Linked DNA regions of Homo sapiens: region 2 is linked to region 1. The links are chromatin contacts, found by Hi-C or POLR2A ChIA-PET in ENCODE. All regions are on one chromosome and are shown on one strand. Each heading gives the region's core, a stretch centred on a gene start or an enhancer-like site at or near the end of the contact. The rest is flanking DNA. Distances are from core to core; before and after follow the strand shown.

Evidence for each region. Hi-C counts contacts between places; a loop is a spot of excess contacts on that map. ChIA-PET counts read pairs that join two places held with the same protein, here RNA polymerase II (POLR2A). Pooled maps may share reads with other maps.
Region 2: a loop to region 1 is called in a map of posterior cingulate gyrus, with 2.4 times the contacts of the local background. The contact joins the promoter of MYL4 here to the enhancer-like site in region 1. A Hi-C loop is called at or near these places in 1 of 168 maps with a recorded cell type or tissue (posterior cingulate gyrus) and 6 of 50 pooled maps. POLR2A ChIA-PET finds 5 or more read pairs at or near these places in 4 of 52 experiments (K562, MCF 10A, activated CD4-positive, alpha-beta memory T cell and 1 more).

What each region holds. Positions count from the first base shown.
Region 1 is chr17:47,066,306-47,072,484 of GRCh38, forward strand. It overlaps LOC101927060 (a long non-coding RNA gene), which reads right to left. Exons shown (of 9, transcript XR_243711.6): 2 at 6,167-6,179. Among named protein-coding and RNA genes, the nearest start is that of RPRML, 90 kb to the left of the region's middle. RefSeq lists enhancers at 1,844-2,345, 2,346-2,845. Within about 2 kb of position 1,251, at least 38 of the 41 ENCODE cell types and tissues checked have a DNase peak (open chromatin) inside an H3K27ac peak, as active enhancers do.
Region 2 is chr17:47,206,669-47,212,535 of GRCh38, forward strand. It overlaps MYL4 (myosin light chain 4), which reads left to right and starts at 2,680. Exons shown (of 7, transcript NM_002476.2): 1 at 2,680-2,889. The coding sequence starts at 2,755.

The DNA of each region.
Region 1 (6,179 bases), core at 1-2,500:
CTTGGAAGATGGGAGGCTGGATGGCTCTTGGGAGCAGACCCGCAGGGTACTACTGCACTTCAGGAAATAGCAGAGAGAGTTTGGTACAGTTTACTATCCTAGGCTGTAGGATTTTGAAAAGGAGATACCATGTCGTCTATGTCTTGTTGATTAGAAGACTATTTGAGTGGAAAGTGGATAACCTGGACCTCTGGTTCACCGTGCGCACAAGTGTAACAGTTGTTTTTGTTTAAAGAGTGAACGGAATATTTCATTTATTTTAGCCAGGCATTTATATTTTGATGTCTTGTTGTTTGCCTTAGGTTTTTTACTTTTACTATAGAGACTTTGGTTTTGTTATTTGGTAAGAGAGGAGTGATAACTAAACAGGCATTAAAAGTAATAATTTGAGGTGAGTTAGATTTAGTTACATTAATAAGATGGGAAGTAGTTGAAGGAGAGAAAAGATAGATAAAGTTTTTTTAGTTTTAATTTGGTAGGGCTTGACCCTGGAGCAATGGCCTATGACTTTTATGGTGATGACATTTTCTCGACTTGGGTACGACGTGTTAATTTATTTTTTTGCTGTGCGAATGGCAGTCTTGGTGGTCAGCAGCTTAAGGTAGGTTTCTTCCTAGGCTGGCTTGCATTTTTCTTTTTTTTACATCTTTCGATAAGGACGTGGTTTTCAAGCTGGTGCTGGTGTACTGGAAATGTTAGGGGTGGTACCTGTGCTAAAAGGCTTTTAGTTTTGAGGGAAGGGAAAGTGGAAAATAAGTATATAATTTTTGAGAAACTGATTTTTTGTTTTAAATGTGGGGACATTAGCAGTAGAATGTAAGTAAGGCAAACTATAGGTATTTTTTGGTCTATAAGTCCTTAGTGCCTTCTTAAGTTTTTTTTTTTTTAACTTTTTCTTATGTTGCTTTTGAAGGAAACTTTGGGGTTTTTTCTTAGAACTTTGTACATCTTGGGGCTTGAGGCCCCATAGTGACACCTCCAACTCCTTCCCCGCTGAGCGCTGCCTAGGGGACGCGGCGGCCTGGCTCCCCTTAAGGTCTTGGCCTCCCTGTGGCCTTTATTGCTCCCTTGCGTTGTGGCCTTAGGGATGAGTGGCCCTGTGACTTACCTGGCAGCCCTCGGACCTTGCTCCTGCCCAAGCCCCTGCCGTTGGGCCCCGGTGTTGGGTTCGGTTGTGCTGTCTAACGGCTGCCTGGCCCCCTCCCCCCTCCCCTGTACAGGAAGTGTCTGTTGGCGGCTAGGTCCCCCACCAGATGGCTCATGCTGTGGCCACTCTAGGAGCAGCTGGAGGTGGAAACTCGTTGGTATTAACCCTGTGCTGGAGGGCCCTTAATGGGTTTTTTGATGCAATTGGAACAAGATTTATTTATTTTTTATACGGGGCTTAGATAACATTTCTCTTTGGTTTAGCAATATTTATTTTCATTTGGAAAATTTTTAGCACCTATTTTTATTAGTTTTTAGAATAAAGAAAGTCAAACATCATTTTATGTTTGATAATGTTTCCTGTATGATTTTATAAGAGATAAGTTAAATTTTACCTTTATATTAGTGTACTATTAATGTTAAACTACATTTTAATAAAACCTTGTAGATATTATTTAATTTTAACGTTTGACTATAAGGTAAGATTTTTATAGATTCTTTTTAACCCTTTATAATTTTTGTTAAAGAGCAGGTTAGTGCTTTAAGAAAAACCTATTGTGCTTTTATTTTTATGTTCAGTTCATAGAAAAACTGGATGATACCCCTTTAACTTTAGCCGATATGTTTATACACAGAATTTTTTTTATAATTAACATTTTAAAACTTGCTTAAACTTTTAAAACAAATTTTTTTGACCTTTTAATGTAGGTAAGAATTCAAATTTTTATGCCTCTTTATAATCCTTTTATTAAAAGTGTATTTTATTTTCCTTATACACCTTGCACATAAACTTAATAGTTTTACATTTAGGAGGCCAAATTAGTTTTAAATTATATAATATGTTTTGCATAAATTCTTTTTATAGCATTTTTTATGACTTTTACAGATAATTTTTGACATGCCTTAACATTTTGCCTTCCTTTTATACTATTTATTTTTTTAGTATTATCCTTTTTTCAAAATTTCTGTTTTTTCCAATCTTTCTTATTTTTTCCATTTCTCTATTTGCGTTCTTTTTTTTTTTTCTTTCTGTCATTTCCTGGTTTCTTCCTCATTCCCGAGTTCTCCTGCTCCTGCAGCTGGCAGGCCGGGCAACGGCATGGGTACTGCCCCTGCGCACGCACTGCCGTCCATCTCTTTTGTTTTTTTCTGATTTTCCTTTTTAGTTTTTCCCTTCTCTCCTCACACTTACTTTTTTGGGCTGGGTGGGATTTGCGCAGCCGTAGTCCAGCCCCAGGAAGTTGGTGCCCTGTTGAGCTCACCGCTTTCTTCTGGATAACTCCGATCTCAGCCTTATTCCAAGTCTTAACAGTGTCTTCTCATCCTTAGTCTCCTAGCCACTGTATACCTTCTTTTCCGTCTCCTGCCGTCCTGAGGACACCCCATCCCTAAGTCTTTGCTAAACTGTCCTGAACTCTTACTGCCTCCTTTCCTACCACCCTCACCCAATCTTGTTAAAAAATGACATCTCCGTGTCCTTTCACCCCCGCTGACACCACCGCATGTCTTTACCCCAACTCTGCGTCCATTGCTTCCCTCGACCCCACTCCCATTCAACCTGAGAACTTAGTGCAGAGTCTCCTTCCACCAGCTGCCCCTCAACAGCCAAATGTAGGTGCTCACTCAGACCCACAGTTAGAGACTGAGCAGCATGATTGGTGGGTGCAGGGGCTCAGGTGGTAAATAAGGGTGGAGGAGCAGTGGGCTCTCCCCAACTCTTGGGTCAGCCGGGGTTTTTCCTGGCATCTGGTCTCCTGCACCTGTCCTCAGGGATTGTGTTTCTGGCATTCATATTAAATGACTTGTGCTGGCTGCTGGAATGGTAGGTATCATTCAAATATCTGGAAGGTGAGAGATGGCCACTCACTCAGCTCACTTAGCACAGAATGATGGAAGCTGCCCCTTCCTTCTGGTTGGTGTTCTTGCCCTGGAGAGCCTCTGGGAAGTTCTGTGTGGTGTTGGCTGTGGTCACAGAATATTGTTCATGTTTCTTTTCCTGGCATTTGTAAGGGCCTCTCCCTGCCAGAGCTGATGGCAGATCAATCCTGATGCCAAATTCAGGGGATGTGATGGGTGCCAGAGGCAATGTTACCTGTTGTGAAGAGTATAGGTGAGTAGGTCCTGGGGAGGCTGAGGCCTAGGTGGGTACAGAGGCTCTTGAATGGCTTTCTTTTCTTATAAGTGCTGGATCATTGACTTTTGGCCATCTGGGTTCCATGAACACAGGGAACCATGTTATCTCAGAGTAGCTGAGGCAGAAGGACATTCCAGAGGCACCCAAGTCCCATGCTAGCATTTAGTTTCCTGGGGGCTTTTTGGTACACATGTTCTCTGAATCCTGAGGACCTGGCATCAGATGGGTGGGCCATTTGACCACAGTTTTAAAGGGCCCCAAAGAACCTTGTCTCTGCTTGCCATTTATAGTCTTATTCCGTTGAAAAAATGAATGCTGTTTACCTTCAATGTCCTCCCATTAGTATATTTAAGTTGGTTTCAGCCTTATTGGCAGCTTGACTTAATGGAAGGAGCTCCACAGTCATCTTAACACTTCAGAGTTATATACCCCAACTTCCCACAGTGTGTGAAATGGAGATACCTGCCCCGTGCCTCATTTTTATTTTATTAATCAATTCATTCAACAGCTTATTTTTTGAGCACCAGTGTGTGCCAAACACTGGTGAATGGGTCAGGCAATGGTCCTGTTTTCATTCAGAGTTTGGTCCTTGTTAGAATCCTCTGGGATATGGGACAAGAATATAGAGAAGATTCTGCCCTCATCCACTAGCCCTGAGTCTGGGAATCACAAGCTAGAAGTTTCTCACCCTTCATCTGGTATTTAATTACTTCAAAGCTCCAACCCCCACCACCCCACCCATCACAGAAATCCAACTTTCCTCAGGTGGACAGAGGTGCGGTTTCCTCAGTCAGCACTCACATGCCTGAAAGATCAGCTGCCTTTCTGAATCAGAGGGTAACTTTGTCATTCTTTTCCAATTGAAAAAACGTGACTCATCAATTGGTACAGCAGTTGGATGGCTTAAAGCCAGGCTGTGGCTCTGAACAGCCAGGTACACAATTCAGGCAGTGGAGAGAAGGCCGTAGGGAGTGGCTGAGAAGTCCCTCAAGAGAAGAGGTTGCTGTTCACTGATGGTAGAGTGTTTTGAGAGTGGTGAAACCAGGTTATCCCTTTCTTCTTTTAACGTAAGTCTCATCCAAGTCACTCTCTTTTTTTGCTTCCTTGATCTCTGGAGGAAGTGAAATTGGACATATAGAGAAGGCCAGGCAGTATAATGCAGGAAACCAACTGGAACTGTTCCTTCCTAACTATGTTGGAACATTTAAGAAAGTATAGCTCTGAGACTTCAGGAGCATTGGTAGGACCTGGTCTCAGCTGGTTGGGGCTATAAATCTGATTGGCAGAACTGTTTCATGTTGGTTTCTGACCTTCTGTGATGAAATGGAGCTTCCGAGTACCTCTGAGGAGGAAGTAATAGTTTGCCTGAAATTCTTTGAGCCAAAGACCTGAGGCCATTTGGTCCAGGGGAAGATGCGGGAGTTGGGATGAAGAAACCATATGTTTCTTTGACATATTTTGGAATGGCCCTGCAAAGCCATCTCTTGTGGGGGAAATTTATATCCTGCAGACTCCCTTCCCTTTCTAGGCCTTTTCCTGATCTAGGAGAGATTTAACTAAGAGTCTGACACTTTTTAGGGTCTGATAAGAGACCATCTGTCATCTCCCATGTGATGATAGACCAGTCAGGTTGGAGTTGGTATCTTAATTGCTGAGAGTCTGTTCTGTCAGTCTTAGGATTCTGTTTTAATGTTAATGCTGGTCAGTTGTGTCTAAGCTCCAAAAGGGAGAGGCTAGGATGAGGCATGGCCCACGCCCCACTTCCTGTCATGGCCTACGCCCCACTTCCTGTCATGGCCTGAACTCAGTTTTTAGGTTTTTTCAAAATCCCTTTGGCCAAGAGGGGGTTCATTCAGGCAGTTGGGAAGCTTAGAATTTTATTTTTGGTTTACAGCACTCACTCAGGAATTGGGTTTTTCTAGGGCTGGGGTTGGCTTCCTCCTGGGGGCTGGTGGTGGAGTCAGGCCACTTATTAGCCCTGGGACCTCAGGAACTTCCTTGACCTGGGTCAGCTGCCATTTCCTTATCTGTCAGGTGGAGACAATAAAACAGCACTCCTAGGGTCCTTAGGAGGAACATAAATTAGGCAATATATGTAAAGAGAACTGAGCCCATTTAACTTTTCTTGGTTTTGTTAACTTCTTTTTTTTTTTTTTTTTTTTTTTGAGACGGAGTCTCTCTGTCCCCCAGGCTGGAGTGTAGTGGCACGATCTTGGCTCACTGCAACCTCCACCTCCCAGTTTCAAGCGATTCTCCTGCCTCAGCCTCCTGAGTAGCTGGGACTACAGGGTGCGCCACCATGTCGGCTAATTTTTGTATTTTTAGTAGAGACGGGGTTTCACCATGTTGGTCAGGCTGGTCTTGAACTCCTGGTCTCGTGATCTGCCCACCTCAGCCTCCCAAAGTGCTCACAGGTGTGAGCCACTGCGCCCGGCCGGTTTTGTTAACTTCTTTATGCGGTGATTGTTTGAGAGCTGAGAGACAGCCATCACCTTTCCCGGCGTTCCCCTGATGCTCAGCCAGGCATTTGGGACAGATTTGTTTACGTGTGAATGTGCCTCCCTAGCCCAGGTCTGTCCAAGTTGCTGGGGTGGGGCCAAGCCAGCCAGCAGTCCCCTCAGGCACAGGCCAAAGTCCCCACCCCACCCCACCACAGCCCACCCATTCCCAGGAGGAAGCTGGCAGCCCTGAGGGATTTAACCACTCACTGATTTCAACTCTTCCTGCATACCCATTTAGGCGATGACATTCTTGGTCTGTACACTTAGGTGGCCACATCCACTGGGATGACAGATACCAGGTACAACATATCAGGTACAGGTACATATCAGGCCTCGTGACAGGCATTTTACACATTCTCCATCTGAGAGGTCTGAGCATGCCTACCTGGTTAGTGGCA
Region 2 (5,867 bases), core at 1,430-3,929, 140 kb after region 1:
CAAGATAGCAAGATTGCTAGTCTCAGGATTCTGTTGAACATGGTTTGAAAGTCTCCTGATTGTTTTTCCTTTTAAAATAAGCAAGCTGAGGCCCAGAGAGAGGAAGTGGCTGGCAGAGTCAGGACTAGTGCCTGGGTCTCCCAGCTTCTATCCTGCAGCTCTTTACAGAAATCCCAGTTTGTATATTTTTGCACAAACTCCGCAGGATGCAGTCCAGGAAGGGATGCAGGTGGAGGTGGAGAAGGAGGAGGGCCTGGGCTTCCACTTTTTCTCTTTCCTCGTCACCAACAACCTGAACTCCCAACCCCTGTGGGGAATGGGGTAGGTCAAGGAGAGGACTGACAGGGATTATAGAAGAGTGCGAGCGAAGGTACAAGGAATCAAGTTTGGTAGCCGGCAAGGAAGAGAGGTGAGGCAGAAGATGAGGGGAGGAGGTGAGGTGCACAGAGCAAAGGAGCCACCATCCCAGCTCAGGACCAGGGCTGGGCTAGAATCTGGGCCCTGGTCTCGTTCTAGTATTCCCTTGAGCAAGTCCTGGCCCTTTTTCCTGCCCGTTTCCTTTGAGGGCTTCTCTGTCACCACCAGTGAGCGTGTATAGGCTACAGGAGGAGCAGTGAAGAGCAGTGTGCTACAGAGAGCACTGCACCCCAGGAAACAGAATTAGTTGGCCCAGCTCTGCCTATAAGTAGCTGAATGTCTTGAGGCAACTTCAACGTTTCCCTGGACCTTAGATTCCTTGCCTGTAAAACAGCATGGGGCCAGATGATCTCTAAGGGTCCTTCTGGCTCTGAAGGCAATGATCTGGGGCATGGAACCTGTAGTTAGAGAGCTGGGAAATGGGCAGATGTGGGCTCCAGGGCACCCAGAATTGCAGGCTTAGGAGCTAACAGCAACCAGGATTCTGTAGTCTAGCAATCTTGCTTTACAGGTGAGGAAACTGGGCCTAGAAAGGCGAAGTGATTTTTTTGCCTCTCTCAGCTTTATTCCTCTTTTCCTCTGAACTGTAGAGTCTAAAGATTCAGCACAAAGCAGTTTTGTGTAGTGGATACATAAGCTTTTTTGTTGTTATTTTTCTGAATTATTTTGTTGACTTTCAAAGTTTTTTTTACATAAACAGTAAATGCTCGTTATAAAAATTTCCATTAATACAGGAAGTGAAAAAAGTAAAAAACTGCAAATTGCTGTTATCCTCCCACCCTTACCCCCTAGGTCCCCAGAGGTGTCTCTGTTAACAGTTCAGCGTGTATCCATCCTGACTCCTCCAATAAATGCAGAAACTTGTATGTCTCTCCCCGACAACTGGATTATCATATACATTATTCAAGCATAGGCTTTAGACTCAGACATATCTACATCTAATCCCAGCTTATAGCTAATTATTTGAGTGACCTTGGCCAAGTTGTTCATCCAGTTTTAGTCTCAATCTCCCCATGTGTAAAGTGAAAATAATAATAGTATCTACCTGGCCTGGCGTGGCGGCTTATGCCTATAATCCCAGCCCTTTGGAAGACCGAGGCTAGTGGATCCCTTGAGCTCAGGAGTTCAAGACCAACCTGGGCAATTTAGCAAGACCTCATCTCTACTGAAAAACAAAAAACAAAAAAACTCCCCCAAAATTAGCCAAGTGTGCTGGTGTGCACCTGTAGTCCCAGCTACTCGGAAGGCTGAGGTGGGAGAATCGCTTGAGCCAGGAAAGACGAGGCTGCAGTGAGCTGTGATTGCACCACTGCACTGCAACCTGAGCAACAGAGCGATACCTTGTTTCTGTTAAAACAAACAAACAAACAAAATAGTATCTACCTTATAGGATCATGGTGAAGATTTAATGAGATTTTATATGAATAGCACTTAACAGTTCCTGGTACTGATAGTAGTAAGCACTACACACACACACACACACACACACACACACACACACACAGAGCACAGAATGAGTTAGAGGTAAAGTGAAAACTAAACCCCAAGTTTTCTGACCCTCAGTCTCCTCGACTTTCTACCACATCTCTCTGCTTCTCTCCTAGGTGCCTAGGCATGGGTTCAGTGCTCACTACTTGTTGAATGAATGACTGAGGTTGTGTGTAAGGGGGTAGATCTAGGGATCTGAGGTCTGTGGAGTTCCTGGGATGCCTGCTCTGGAAAATGGAGGCTTTCATCCTGTGAGTTGGGAGGGTGTGGGGCAGTGTGGGTTGGCTGGACCAGCTGTTGCTTCAGAGCTCCATGCCTGGAGAGTTGGGCCTCTAGGCAGAGCTGAGGGCCCAGAGTGGCTCTCAGCTTAAAGGATCTTGGCTTAGAAGGAATGTGCAGTGGGCTGCCTCTGCTCGGGAGGGGCTAAAAAAAGCCTCACCCTCCCCTGGGCTTTGTGTGAGGCTTATCAACTGCTCAAGTCAGCTCATCTCTCTGGCTGCTCCGGCATATTTGAGAAGGTCTGTTTCCCTGGTCCTTCTGGGTTTCCACCAATTGGCAAGAAGGGATCAGCCTGTCCTAGAGGTGAAGAGAGAGCTGTGGCATGAAGGGGAGGGGGCTGGTGGCCCCAAACCTGGTGACAATACACAGTTGTCAGCTGTACCCTGCTGGCGTTTCTTCCTTTTATAGTCAGCAGCAGTTGCTCTTGCTTTCACCCAGCCCCTCTGTGGGGGCTCCTGCCCAGGATAAAAGGGAAGGGAGGCAGCCCAGGCTCCTATCTCATCTCCCAGACGCCACGTCTCTCGGTTTCTTCTTAGATCACTCCTCTGCCAAAGATCCCAACAAGACAACATGGCTCCCAAGAAGCCTGAGCCTAAGAAGGAGGCAGCCAAGCCAGCTCCAGCTCCAGCTCCAGCCCCTGCACCAGCCCCTGCCCCAGCTCCTGAGGCTCCCAAGGAACCTGCCTTTGACCCCAAGAGTGTAAAGGTAAGTGAGGCTCAGCCATTGGGATAGAGGTGGGGATGACATTGAGAGTCCTTTTGCTCTGGAGCTTAGCGATCTACTTTATGTGGGCTGGACTGGGATGAGGACTAGGGTGTCCATGCCCCAGATCGCAGTCCCATGGGGCAGTGGAGTGGGTGTTGGGGCTGATGAGGGGGAGATTGAGTCATAAACCTTTTCCGTCAAGAATGAGGTGCTGCTTTGAGGGAGCCCTGTCCTGCTACCCTAGATTTGTGCAGCTAAGTTGGGAATGGGGGGAGGTACAACCAACCATCCATCCACCCTTTTATAAGGCATTATGAGGACCACCATAGCAAAGTAAAACAGACTAGCCTTTTCCTAGGAGGTAGTGGGATATCTTTATGGAGAACAGACAGATCATGGCAGCTGCCAGTGTAACTTGGAGTAAGTGATATAAACAGTCAGGGAATATCCTCCCTGTGCATGGCAGTTTGGGAAAGGCTTCACTCACAAACACTCTTACGGCAGGTGAGGGCAGGGTGGGAAGGAGGTTGTGGTTAAGGTAAGAGGAGCCCGGATTCCTCTCTCTCTTTCCTTACCCAGACGGGCCTTTCCTTCTGTGGCCTTAGCCTGGGTTCCTATCTGTAGCATGCAGAGGACTGGCCCACCCTGGGCTGAGACCCTCTCTCCAACCGGGTCAGGAAGCTGGGCCTGGTTCCTTTGCCCCACCCTGCTCTCCTCACACAAAACATTCCTCTCCCTGGAGCTGGTGTGGGCCCTGCATGCTGACTCAGTCATTTTAGACCTCCCAGCTCTCTGGCCCAGCTGCTGAAGGAATGGAACTGGTGGGAGAGGGGTGGGCTGAAGAGGGAGGGGGCCAGAGACCTCTGAAGAGGAGCAGTTTTAAGCCTTGGCACCAGAGTGGAAAAGGTCAAGTGGCTACTGGTATGAAGAGCTATTAATAACAGGTTGGGAGTGCTGAGCCCCCAGGGATCTCAGCCTTAGGACAGGGCTGGGGGTGGTGAGGGATCAGGTCAAAATAAGAGCACAGGACAAGGTTCTGTGACAAGCAGGCAGGGAAATTAAAACCCAGAGCTCTAATTGTATGACCTCCCTGCCCTCTGAGAATTCCTCTCATACCCACAGCCGGGATAACCCTACAAGTATTATGCCAAAGACCCAGTCCCCGCAAGGGACAGGAACTGCTTAGCCAAGAGATGGAGGCAATTGTCCCTTTTCTGAGCTTGGTTATGGCTCACTCTGGGGAAACTGAGGCTACTGTAGGACCCTGAAAACACCTGCAGGTTTTCTAGGTCATACATCACTCCATTTACAAGCTGAGCCTGGCAGGAAAAGCTGACTATTTCACCCTTCAGGATCCCTCCTCGCCTTTATTTCTGATTTGTTCCCATAAAGCACTGTGCCTTTGGGTGGGTTGCCAGGCCTTGTCCCTGGTGTCTGGGCAACAGCTGCCTAGTGGCATCAAACTGGTGTCCTTCCCTTGGCCTGTCACTTCTTTCATTCACTCTCCTCTCTCAATTTCTCACCCGTGAGAAATTGCACCCCTGGTTGCAATCCTCTTTTCCATATCTGCATCTTCATGGGGGTTGTTGAAGTTGCTTTGAAGTAGAAAAAAAATAGGTATCTTTTATGAGAGACATTTTCCCTATTATTGTGTTATACTTACCCAGTTCCTTTGATTAGAAGGTTCTTTACTCCAAGACAGAAGAGAAGCCAGATGAGGTGATTCATGTTTATAATCCCAGCCCTTTGGGAGGCTGAGGCGGGAGGGTAATTTGAGGCCAGGCATTTGAGTCCAGCCTGGGCAACATGGCAAGATCCTTGTCTCTACAAATAAATAAATAAATTATAAAAAAGATTCGAAGATAGAACAGAAGCAAACTTAAGCCCAGTGTGTGTAGTTAGGACCACGTCTATTGAGATTTTAAGTTTTTACATTAATTGCTCTTACATGTTTATTCCTGGTTCTTAAAGCATTGTAAAGTAAGGCAAACTGTGCCTTTTCCTCAGAGAGTGAATGCAGAGCATCCTTCACCCCATCTAGGGGGTTCCTTTAACTTTCTGACCACCCCCTACTTTTGGCAGTCTATTCCTAGCCACAACTAGTTTTCTTTCCAACCCAGTTAACTCCCCACTGCCCCAACCTATCCCCAGCTCATGGCTGCCATATCTGGGTCCTCATGAATGGAGGTCAGTTCTCGGAGATGAGACAGGATGGGCACAGCACAAGCAGCAGCAGAATTAGGACTAGGAATGACGGCACTTGAAGAAGAGGCTCCAGGATTGGAACCACCACCAGTGGAGAGGGGATGGGATGGGATGGGGTGGGGTGGGGTGCATAAGGACCACGAGGTAACATACAAGATCTTAAATCAAAATGATGACTTGGGCTGGGTGTGGTGGCTCACGCCTGTAATCTCAGCACTTTGGGAGGTCGAGGCAGGTGGATCACCTGAGGTCAGGAGTTCGAGGCCAGCCTAGCCAACATGGTGAAACCCTGTCTCTACTAAAAATACAAAAATTAGCTGGGCGTTATGGCGGGTGCCTGTAATCTCAGCTACTGAGGCAGAAGAATCGCTTGAACTTGGGAGGCGAAGGTCGCAGTGAGCCAAGATCACACCATTGCACTCCAGCCTGGGTGACAAGTGCGAAACTCCATCTCAAAAAATAAGAATAAAAAATAAAATAAAATGATGACTTATGCTTGGCCATTGTCATTCACTCTCCTCTTCTGTACTCAGCATTAAATTACTATGCATTATATGGGGGAAATCTAAAATGTATTACTTCATTCAACAAATGTTTTTCAGTGCCTACTATGTACTGAGCATTTCAGTGAACAATAACAAGAATCCTTGCCTGAGGGAGCAGTGGCTTCAAGGAGACAGAGTGCACGTAAAGGCATGACTGGAAACAATTAGGAAGCGTGGAGGGCCCATGCCAATTGCTCTTGCTGTCCCAGAGTGCCTAAGAGTGTGTCA